Linked DNA regions of Homo sapiens: region 1 is linked to region 2. Evidence: chromatin contacts called from ENCODE Hi-C or POLR2A ChIA-PET data. All regions are on one chromosome and are shown on one strand. The core of a region is the stretch at or near the end of the contact, and the rest is flanking DNA. Distances in the headings are between cores, read along the strand shown.

The links. Hi-C counts contacts between places; a loop is a spot of excess contacts on that map. ChIA-PET counts read pairs that join two places held with the same protein, here RNA polymerase II (POLR2A). Pooled maps may share reads with other maps.
Region 1: a map of endothelial cell of umbilical vein shows a loop between it and region 2 (4-fold over the local background). The contact joins two enhancer-like sites. A Hi-C loop is called at or near these places in 10 of 168 maps with a recorded cell type or tissue (A673, G401, IMR-90 and 7 more) and 6 of 50 pooled maps. POLR2A ChIA-PET finds 5 or more read pairs at or near these places in 2 of 52 experiments (AG04450 and Panc1).

Annotation. Positions count from the first base shown.
Region 1 is chr9:88,729,192-88,735,325 of GRCh38, reverse strand. No RefSeq gene overlaps it. Among named protein-coding and RNA genes, the nearest start is that of MIR4289, 14 kb to the left of the region's middle. Within about 2 kb of position 1,450, at least 8 of the 41 ENCODE cell types and tissues checked have a DNase peak (open chromatin) inside an H3K27ac peak, as active enhancers do; they include A673 and endothelial cell of umbilical vein, where a contact is called at or near this core.
Region 2 is chr9:88,776,549-88,782,355 of GRCh38, reverse strand. No RefSeq gene overlaps it. Among named protein-coding and RNA genes, the nearest start is that of MIR4289, 34 kb to the right of the region's middle. RefSeq lists a silencer at 4,035-4,274. Within about 2 kb of position 4,320, at least 12 of the 41 ENCODE cell types and tissues checked have a DNase peak (open chromatin) inside an H3K27ac peak, as active enhancers do; they include A673 and endothelial cell of umbilical vein, where a contact is called at or near this core.

The sequences.
Region 1 (6,134 bases), core at 201-2,700, 44 kb after region 2:
CAGATCCCGATATGAGAATGATCAAAAATAGATTTTTAAATAACTAAGATTCATATATTCAAGAAATTAGAAGACAAATGTGAATTCAGCAGAAAACTCAAATCAATAAACCAAATGAAAATTCTAGAACTGAAAAATGCGATAACTGAAATTAAGAGCTGAATAGATAGATTTAACAGCAGATTAGTCACAGTCAAATAAAAGATTAGGAAACTGAAAGATTGGCCAATAGAAAAATCCAGAATAAAGAATAGAGAATTTAAAAGGGTATAAAATACCAAAAAAGTATATAAGAAACAAATGTGACATGATGAAGTAGTTTAATATATATACAATTGAAGTGCTACAAGGGAAGGAGAAAGAGATTATGGTGGAAACAATATTTGAAGATTTCTCAAATATCATGAAACCCATAGAAGCAAGAGGTTCAGTGAACCACAAGCAGGGTAAATACAAAGAAAACCATACCTAGAGAACATCATGGTAAAATGCTGGAAATCAACAACAGTGATAAAAACCTTTAGAGCATCCAGAAAAAATTTAAAGGGCATATTAACTTCAAAGGGGCAACAGTAAGACATATACACAGCTGATTTCCCAGCAGAAACAGTAAAAACAGAAGATAATGGCATGACATCTTCACAGTCCTGAAAGGAAATGTCTGTACAGAATAAGCAAGCAGGAGAAGAGAGATCTGAGGCTGTTTACTTCTACAAAAGAAAAATAAACCCCTGGTTGTCTATCAATTACTTATACTGCTTTAATGGGAGTTTTTATTTTTCTGTTTTCACCTTTTTGGATCTTTACTGCCTATTAATTTTTTGTTCTGCTTACGTAACTGAGATAAAGCATTACATGTATTCTAATTCCAAGGAAATAAGTTAATATGTTTTCCTAATGAAGTCTTCAATCTCATTTTTTAAAACTATATTTTATTAGTGGAACTTTCCTCCCATCAAACGCTTACAAATGAATGAGGTCATTGCCTACATTAACTACACATTCCAGTGACTAATTAGAGTGGTATATAGTTTCTTTCCTCCTGCCACACTAAAGTATTTCATTTGCATGGCTAGTGAAATCATTAAGAGTCCCAGAATTTTAATTAAGGCTGTCTGAGTAGGAATCCTGCCTCCACCGCCTACTCACTGTGTGATCTCAGGCAACTTCATGTCTCCAAACCTTGTCCTTTCACAGAGGACAATCATAGCCATTCCTAGGAATTTGTGAGACATATATGAGATTATGCATGTAAAATTCTTGGCACAGTGGAGATTCTGTTTTCTCCAAAAGACATAGGACCCACATGTTTCCAATAAAACTTGGCAATACTAGCAGAAAAAGCAAGTTCTTTTGGCAAACATACACCATCAGTAACGAGCTGACGACACCCATGACAAGGCATGCCCACTGTTACAAGGCCTGCTCCCCTGGGACAGCCGCGCTTTGAACAGGGTCGATGTGTCCCAGACAGCAACAGATGGTTTGTAAAATTGGGAAAGGAAGGGAAGAAAGGTTGTTAAAGCAACCCCACTTTGTGAAATGTCTTCACCCTCAGGGAACACTGAGTAATCCCGGGCACCCCCTGCTTCCTGGGATCTCTAACACCTCCCCACTTCAACCTCTGCAGAGTGAGCATGTCTGTTTGAAAACTGAGCTTCCCCCTCTTCCTGAGTAATCTGGTGCAGTCACATGAAAGTAAAGCCTAGTTCTGGCTTTGGGTTTCTGGTTCTTTCATCCCTTGCCCCATCCCTAAAGCTCCATTTCTTCCCCCACAATCACGAAAAATGAATTAAAGATGAGAGTGGGGAGCAGTGGTGGTGAATTCTTAAGCAATCCTTTCAAGAACTATTCTTGGGGAGAGGGGGTTAAAGGGTTCTCTAAAGTTCATTTTAATTTCCTTGGAATCACTACAGAATCCAGAGAAACATTATATGATTTTTAAAATAATCTTTTTCAGAAACTGATAGGCAACACATACAAGGATTAGATTCAACTTTGTGATTCTAATTTCTCTAAACAGCATGTCATCTGAAATGTGATATGGAAAATCTAAGTTCTAATTTTATTCAACTAGATAATGCATACTTAGGATCTGGCTCTTTCCTTATTATCTTTTCATTGGTGAAGTATTTCCATCTTTTATGGAAGCATAATGCAGAATACAGAAAATATACATATCAAAACTGTGTATGTGTATACAAGTATACCCTTGATGATTTTCTCAATGAAAATTCCATGTAATTCATTAAAATAGTAACCTACCACATTACTGTATCTTCAGGTCCCAGGGCCTGGAAAGCTGAGGGGCATGGGTTTCATTCTGCTAACCCCCTTCCATCTCACCACTGCTTAGCCTCCACCCAAAAGCCTCTACTTTTATCTGTTTTAAGGATTGGGGTTGGGCACTAGATTTTCTTGTGGGAAAAGGAGAGGTTCTCATGTAAAAAAAAATAGTTTTAAAGTTAACAATCTCATCCTGAGATTCAGGGTTCCTTCCTGTTCATAGCTCAGGACGTGGGACGTGCTGTCCCAAGACAAAGATGCTAAGCCAAGACCAGGTGGCAGGTGGGGCTCCAGGGTGAACATAGGGTCCAACATGGGCAAGAGACCTCAATGTGGAAGCAGGGCATGTCCCAGCACCAGATCTATGGGTGAGCCCCTGGTCAAGAGTCAAAAATGGACAAGATACCAGCATTGGAGCAAAGACTTCATTTGTCTGAGTCATTTCCTTCAAGAGTGGTTTGCGTTATGCTTTTGCAAAATGTCCTGGTCTTCTCCAGAACCTGCAGGTTAAATCCATGGAGTTATTCAAATCCAAAGCTCGCCACTCCATTCCAGGCAACAGCTGTGGGAAGTTTCAGCTCCAGGTCTCCGCATCTGATTCAGCCAAATTCCCAGAAATGGTGCGGGTACTTCCCAGGCAACTGGATCCTGTGCCCAGCTCTCCAGAGTAGATGTCATTCTGTTCTCTGTCGTGGAATGCAACTTTACCCTTGCCCTCAATTTCTCCACACTGAATGTCCTCATCTACTGTTCCCTCCATGAACTTAGGGATGTGTTTCTTGGCTCTGAGCCTGTGAAGCACTTCTGTTGTGATGTTATAACCTCTTGAGTGTGTTGTTTCCTCTGTGACTCTTACATATACCTTCCCCCACAGGCCTCCCCACAATTGCAAGAATATGCACTTAGTTGTACTGCTTTTCTATTTTGCTTTCCCATAGCCTTTCCTCTCCCTTGGAGAGTAGTTTTCTCTAATGACATTTGAAGGCATGCTTTCTTTATTCTGTTTTTCAGAAAATAATTCTGCAATTCCTTTGGAGGCTGCCGTCTGAAATGCATTTGTACTGCCCTGTTTTTATCCTTCTGCCTCCTACAGCACATAGAAAATTAATCATTCGATTCCTCCCAGTTGTTTTTTGAGAGACCACAGTCTCCAAACACTAAAATAGGCCCCGTAAGGATAATATAAAGGACACAGGAGATGAGATGTGGTCCTTGCCCTTGAGTAAATGGTAAGAGAGCTGGAAGAACTCTGTTGATCAATACCGGATACAGCCAGGATGCAGCTCAGTATTAAATCATTCCTTCAGGCTGGGCTCAGTGGCTCATGTCTGTAATCCCAGCACTTTGGGAGGCCAAGGTGGGTGGATCACCTGAGGCCAAGAGTTTGAGACCAGCCTGGCCAACATGGTGAAACCCCATCTCTACTAAAAATACAAAAAAATTAGCCAGGCATAATGGCGAGTGCCTGTAATCCCAGCTACACGGGAGACTGAGGCACGAGAATTGCTTGAACCCAGGAGGCGGAGGTTACAGTGAACTGAGATCACACCACTGCACTCCAGCCTGGGCGACAGAGCGAGACTGTCTTGAAGTAAATAAACAAACAAACAAACAATCATTCCTTCAGTTCCCAGAGCCCTTGAGTAGCATCTATGGAAGAATGCTTTCTGCAGCTCCTACTTTTTAAAAAAGGAGTTTTCACCACTTTTCCAGTAACTTTGAACCATTACCTCAACAGTCTGAACCATAACAGAGTCTCAAGTAAATGTTTTGGACAAACAAATGGGTGGGTGGATAGATAGATGGATGAATGGATACTCATCCATAAATACATGGATAGGTAGACGGATGGATGCATGGATGGGTGGATTGATAGGTGGATGGATGAGTGGATGGATGAATGGGTGGATGGATGAATGGATGGATGGACGGGTGGATGGGTAGGTGGATGGATGGATGGATGGATGGATGGATGGATGGATGGATGAATGGATGGGTGGAAGGATGGGTGGATGATGGGTGGATGGATGAATGGACAGGTGGATGGGTAGATGGATGGGTGGATGGGTGGTTGGATGGATGAGTGGATGGATGAATGGGTGGATGGATGGGTGGACAGATGGATGGATGAATGGATGCATGGATGGGTGGAAGGATGGGTGGATGGCTGAATGGACAGGTTGATGGATAGATGGATGGGTGGATGGATAGGTTGATGGATGAGTGGATTGATGAATGGGTGGATGGATTGGTGGATGGATGCATGAATGGATGCATGAATGGGTGGAAGGATGAGTAAATGGATGGGTGGATGGATGAATGGACAGGTGGATGGGTAGATGGATGGATGGATGAATTGATGCATGGATGGGTGGAAGGATGGGTGGATGGATGGGTGGCTGAATGAGTGGATGGATGAATGGGTAGATGTAGATGGATGCGTGGATGGATGGATGGATGGATGAATAGATGCATGGATAGGTGGAAGGATGGGTGGGTGGATGAGTGGATGGATGAATGAACAGGTGGATGGATGGATAGATGGATGGATGGATGGATGGATGGATGGATGCATGGATAGGTGGAAGGATGGGTGGATGGATGAGTAGATGGATGAATGGACAGGTGGGTGGATGGATGGATGGATGGATGGATGCATGGATGGGTAGATGCATGGGTGGATGGATGGATGGATGGGTTGGTGAGTTGGTGGGTGGATGGATGGACATATGGACAGGTGGATGGATATATGAGCTACTTTACTTGATGTTGGATATCCTACTTAAGAGACAGCTTGGTGCAGTAGCCTAGTGTGGCTGTGTAAATATGAAGAAGTTATTTAACCTTTGTTTCTTTTTTAACTCATTTGTGAAACAGAGACAGAACAGGTCCATGATCTCTTATATGCAATCCTTGTGGATTTGTTAGGGATTCAGACATTGTCAGATTTCAAAGGGGTGATGTAATTTATATATACCTCCAGCTGGGTCTGAGGCAGCACCACAAAACAAGAATACTGACTATTTTTATTGAGTAGTGTAAATAGTAACTTAATGGGCTAAAAAGAGACTGTAACCATCCTAAAGTCTTCTCAGTTTGGTTTTGCCACCAAATGAGATATGACCAACTTTTTAGTTTCCAGAGCATTTTGGATCTTAGCATTGAATGTAAGGAAATGTGAATTTGTCTTCTCTACATTTTAGAGCTTGTTTGGGGATTCCCGTAAGATTATAAGCATATATTGGTTGACTTGTTTATTCTCTACTTTCCCCACAGTATTAACTATAACCATCATAAAAGTGAGGGATGTGTTAGAAAAATTCTATGCCTACACCTGAGCAGGTGTTCAACGAAGGCAAGTGGTATGAAGCGTGGAGTGAGGGATGAAGTATCCTGACCCCTGCACTTCCCTCCCCAGTGCGCTGCTACTGCAGGCCTATGCTCTGAGCTCAGCAGCACATCAGTTTTTATATTCCTGAACCACTGCAGCACGTACCCCCATGGGCCACTTCCTTCTTCTGGAAGCACTCCCATTCCTTCCTTGCTTTCCACAGCATGACATCTTTTTGGTTTTTCTTCTTCATCTCAGTCTTCTCTTAGATTTCCTCTTCCTCCTTCTTGTCCCATAAATGTCAGTACTTTATAGATTTCCTCCCTCAGTCACCTCTCTTTGAGCTTGTGGAGAACTCTCTGCTGGTTACCTTGCCTGCTCTCTGGCTTTATTTATTGTTGCATACACTTAAGATTTTCAACCCAAATCTGTCCTTGAGCGAGGACTCTCATGAGCTTCAGGCTCAAGTGTGCATCACTTCTAGAATGTCTGAAAGCACCCTAATTCTAACATGCCC
Region 2 (5,807 bases), core at 3,071-5,570:
GAAGCCTCCTGTTTCCCAGGCAGCTTACTCCAAGGACTCACCGAACAATGCAGAGACAGCAGGAGCCTGTGGAGGGGGCCTCCTGCTGGCAGATAGAACATGCAATCTGGTTCCTTGTGCATACACATGGAGACAGCGTCCTGTTTTCAGTGGCAATATTGTTTTGCAAGCCCCACTTGCTGTGTTTTACCCACACATAAGAAAATAGGCCAAAAAGTCTTCTGGATAACTGTCTTCTTTCATCCCTCTTCTGTTGCTTATTACTGCCTGCCGCCTTTGCCCCTCAGCTGTGCCCTGTCTCCCTCCCACTCACACAGTTTCCGCCTGTCCTCATTTCTTCTCTTTTTTGGGACACATTTAAGATAAGGCCTCACTGTGACTCATCCAGCAGTTTTGTCCTTGGGCCAACCCAACTTCAGGCCATAGGTTATATAGTTATCACTCAACAGCTAGGGAGGGCTCATAAGAGTTTACCACACACTATGACGGGAGGTGTCAACTGAGCATCTGAATACAACAGAATGCTGAACTAGCAGGACTCCCCTGTCATTTGAAGAGAAATCCATTCAAAGAGAAATCCATTCAAAAAGAAATCCACTCAACATCTGGCTATCAACCATCTGGACAGTGCTGCAAGGAGTAAGGGAGTCTGTTATTGCCAGTACTCCAGGAGGAAGGCCAGGCTCAGGAACGATGGAGGGTGGATACTTCATTCTGGGAACCCTGTGAGGCTGTGGACCAGAGATAGTTCCTCTTAGCACAGAAACTGCTCATTTAAAAAAGTAAATTAAAAAAAAAAAAAAAAAGCAATAGGCATAGCCGCCCTGCTCTGAGCAATGTGGAAAAGTGCAATGGTTTTTATTCTCACTATGTATCAGGATCACCTAAAGAACTATGACTGTAGATATTGATTATCAACAGTTGCTAATATCTCTAAAAAAGAGACAACCATTCTGTATCTCTTGCTAAATGGACACACCCCCCAGGTTATATTCTTAATAAAAATTGAAACCTGAAGGAGATGAAGCCTCTAGATCTAACTAGATCTATCTAATTGGATCTAACTACGAACTAACAGGAAATATGTGGGACAGAGGAACATGATAATGACAACACCTGGATGCAAAACTGATAAAAGAAAGCATGATTCACCCTGAGAGCTACTCTATCCTGAGAGGATAAATGACCTGTTGTCTCAACAAGTGTATGCAGAGACAGGCAGAGAGAAGAACTATAGATTAACAATGAAAGAGCCTTATTTGGATTTTGATTCAACAAACAACCTATAAAATACCATTTTATTTTATCCAGATAACTAGACATTGACTAGGTATTAAGGAATTATTGTTGTGTTTTTCAGGTGCAATAATGGTACTGTGTTTGTGTTTCTTAAAAAAAAATTGTCTTACATTTTAGGGTGGTATTCTGACATGTTTAAGATGAAATGCTAGGAATTTTGAGATTGGCTTCAAAATAAGCCAGGACTGGGGAGAGAGCAGAGTGAGGGTGAAAATTGGATGGCCAGGAAAACAGTGATGTTTCGGTATAAGTATTGTCCCACGTGACGTTATATTTTTATTAAAAAGTCATCCATTTTTTACCTGAAATTCAAACTTAACTGAATGTCCTGCATTTCTATTTGGTAAAGCTGGCAGTTTGCTAGGTAAAACGCACTTGATTGTATTGTTCTCTCTACTGTTTTGTGTACTTCAAGTAAATAAATGAGGTGAAGGTTTTTAAAAAGCCTCCTCCAACCCCCTCCCTGGAGATCTGAAGTTATAGGAGTGGTGGTCCTTTGTAGCTGAGGCAGGTAGAGTGGTAAATATGCGTCATTCTTTAGTCAGCACCTCTGGTGGTTCTGATGCAGACAGATGCAGGTTGTTCTTGGGGACACTGGCTGAATGAGATGGACACAGGCCTGTAATTCTGGGCTTAGGGGCCAGCTCTATGGTTTTGGGACAAATTACTTATCAGCTCTTGAGCCCTCATGGAAATAATAATAATAATAATAGCCACTGATGAGGTCCTTATGAGGAGTAAGTGAAATTATAAGATCTGAGCTGTAAAGCAGCATCCAAGTGATAATTGGGTAATCAATAAATGTGAAAAGATGAAGTTTACCATCGTCATTTTCTAAAGTGTAGTTTGGGACATAGTATTTGCCTTCCAACATTAAATACAGGCCAAAAAAAGTTAATTATCAATATCAAAAAGAAACACTGTGGTTGAGAAAGATGTCTCAAATTGAGAAATAAAGCCACTTCTTAACAATTAGGAAACATAAAAAGGACAAAAACAAGTTTTGAAATAAAAGTGTGAAAAATAAGTCTTCGTTAATAGGCAGGAATCCTTTTAATAAACACCTTGCAGCCGGGCGCGGTGGCTCACGCCTGTAATCCCAGCACTTTGGGAGGCCGAGGCGGGTGGATCACGAGGTCAGGAGATCGAGACCATCCTGGCTAACACGGTGAAACCCTGTCTCTACTAAAAATGCAAAAAATTAGCCGGGCGTGGTGGTGGGCGCCTGTAGTCCCAGCTACTCATACGGAGGCTGAGGCAGGAGAATTGCTTGAACCTGGGAGGCGGAGCTTGCAGTGAGCCGAGATCACGCCACTGCACTCCAGCCTGGGCGACAGGGAGAGACTCCATCTCAAAAATAAATAAATAAATAAACACCTTGCACTTATCCAGGAGCAGCTGAACATGTTGCACAGCAGATCAAGCATGACCCTGGGGTTTTGTCTACACCTCTCTCCACCCTATGCCTGAGAACTCCAAATGAGGAGTCCATGGGCTCAAAGTTAGGGAACGTGGGCTCTAAAGTTTACCTGTAACTTCCTAAAGTCAGAGCTCTCTAAGCCTCAGGTTCCTTGTGTGTAAACTGGAGATGAAACATGGTTTCCTTCAAGGATTGGAGCATCTAGTGGACTAATTAAAGTGAGCAATGTCAGGAACAATGGTCATATTCCACCCTCTTGGAGGAAACTCCCAATGGTCCCATCCTGGTGGGTGGCATCCATGTCCCCAGGGAACTTGGCATCCAGGCCCAGGGCTGGAGGGAGCAAGCCTGGGAGAGGGGTGGACTCATAGTCCAGCAGAAGCCTCTGATCTCTCATTTATCTATTCCATGTGGCCAAGGAGATAGGTTCAAAAGAAGCCTGAGGATGAATATTCTCAGTGACACCAGATATTAAGAGGCACAGGTTAGGACTTCCCTTTACCCATGTTCTACTCCACTGTTCCACTATTGGTCTTTTTTTTTTTTTTTTTGAGACAGAGTCTCACTCTGTCGCCCAGGCTGGAGTGCAGTGCTGCAATCTCTGCTCACTGCAAGCTCTGCTTCCCAGGTTCAAGCAATTCTCCTGCCTCAGCCTCCCAAGTAGCTGGGACTACAGGTGCCTGCCACCACACCCAGCTAATTTTTTGTATTTTTAGTAGAGACAGCATTTCACCATGTTGGCCAGGATGGTCTCAATCTCCTGACCTCGTGATCTGCCCGCCTCAACCTCCCAAAGTGCTGGGATTACAGGCGTGAGCCACCACGCCCAGCCTATTTGTCTTTTATTCTTCCTCTTCAAGATGGCTCTCGACATCACTTTAGTGAGTGTCCTTTTTGTGAAAATACATGTATTGAGAGACAGGAGCCCTGAGCAATTGGCAGTGACCCTGTGTGTGTCAGCCACAGCCCAGGGACAGAGTGAGGGTCAGCACTGATCGTGGCCAAATGGTGGGGAGGTTTTCAGACAGGCGTCAATTCTACATGTGGCTGCAAACAACTGCGTCATCTTGGTTGAATGTCTCCACTTTCTACCATCCAGCTTCCCCGCAATGAAGTGTGCAGAACTCACTGCTGCAGGCCAGGCCACACTGTCACTATCACTAAGATGACCGTGCCTGTTCCCAGGACTGTGCACAGGTTACTCCCTGAGATAAGGAGGTGGGCATCCCCTGCCTGTTCCAGGAGCTCTGAGGTGTTAGCTGCCCGTTCCTTCCAGGAGAGTGGGAGAACCCGGCTGGGGAGGGTGTGAACCCCACAAAAGACATCTCTCCCCAGTTCTCACTTCCTGATGCTTGGAGCCAGACCTGCCTTACACACACACACACACCCCACCACCACCACCCATGCTCTGAGGGTAGAGCTGCAGGACTGGCCCCTCCTTACTGACTTGAAGACAGGCCTGAGAGGTCTCCCCAGGGCCTCACTAGCGAGCCACCAGCTGGGCCTGCAGCCTGGGCCCCTGACCCCAGCCAGGGCTCTTCCTCCCCAGCTTCTCACCGACTCAGCGGGCTGGGCTGGGGATATTAAAGGGAATTTTAAGAACAGGAAATGATCATGCATCCGGTTGAACTCGCCTGCTGTCCTTTTTGGCTGCTCCTAATTCTACCTTCCGGCCTCAGAGTTTGCCTCCTGGGGTTTGTTTCTCTGTGCTCAATATTTTCTGCACAGCGACCTGAATTTCATTATGTGAGGCTCAGAGGGCTCTGGCCCCAAATAGTGGGGGAGAAACAGAGCGAAAAAACACAAAAGGTTCCTGGTGGAGTTGCTGATTAGAGTAAGACAATCCTTAAATGCTGAAAGAGAGAATCAGAGAGAGTTGCAGGAAGAGAAAATAAAACAAGCTGCCATAGTTGCCTTGAAGTTATCTCAGAAGATGGGCAGTAACTGTCATGCCGTGGGGAGGAGTGCGGAGGAGGGTGCAGAGCAGTCTGGTTTCAGGGAGACCTTAGCAGGATGAGATTCAGCTCTTGGAAATTAGGAAAGGCCACGGCTAAGAAACATGTATTGTTAGTCTTTCCCCCCAAAATTTCCAAGAAAAGAAAGTAGTGCGTAAGAATACTCTGTGAAAGTAGGGATTTTATCTCTGTACAATTACAATAAAACTAATTTCTTGAACACAGAAGCCCCAGATTTTCCCTGATGTTTTGCCACCAGTGTTATGCCCCGTACACATGCACACACACACATGCACACTCACTGCAGGCCCTCCACAGGTGACCACGCAGAAGGAGGAACCACAACTACTGCTGACGATTGATGCTGCGTCTGAGACACTTGGCACTCCAAGAGCCCATGGCCCTGGCCCTGTTGATACAAACACCTTCCATTTGTGCCTTTATTTTTTTTTTTTTTTGAGGCAGGGTCTCACTCTGTCATCCAGGCTGGAGTGCAGTGGCACAATCAGAGCTCACTTAAGCCTTGAAATCCTGGATTCACCCGATCTCCCACCTCAGCCTCCTGGGATTATAGGCATGCGCCACCATGCCCAACGTGGGCCCATACTTTTTCATATGCACTTATAGGCTCCCCAGACACTCTGGTTTCTTGCCCACTTCTTGTTTTCTAAATATGAGATGTTTCCAGTTTTCAAACATTCCTTTGCTCTGATCTAACCTGGTACATTGTTGTTTCTCTGTTCTGCTGTACTGGGGACTGTGTTTGCTCATAGTTAACCCCAATGACTAAGCAAGTCCATTAAAAGGCAGGTCTAAAATGGGGGAGGCAAAAATTTTGTCTGCTATAGTTTACCCTCTGACCACATTCCTCTCTCTCATCTGCAAAATGCATCTATCCTGTCTCATGACAACAAAGATCTCACTCCATTAGAACACCCACTTCAAGTCCAAAATCTCATCATTTCAGTCGCCTTGAGCAGTCAGGTGAGGCTCTGCTATGATACACCCTGAGCCACAGACCCTGTCTATCTGTGGCCCTGTAAAACTAGAAAACAAGTAATCTGACCACCAAATTCAATGATGGTATAAGTGTAGGAGAGCCATTATAGACATTCTGGTTCCAAAAGGGGAAA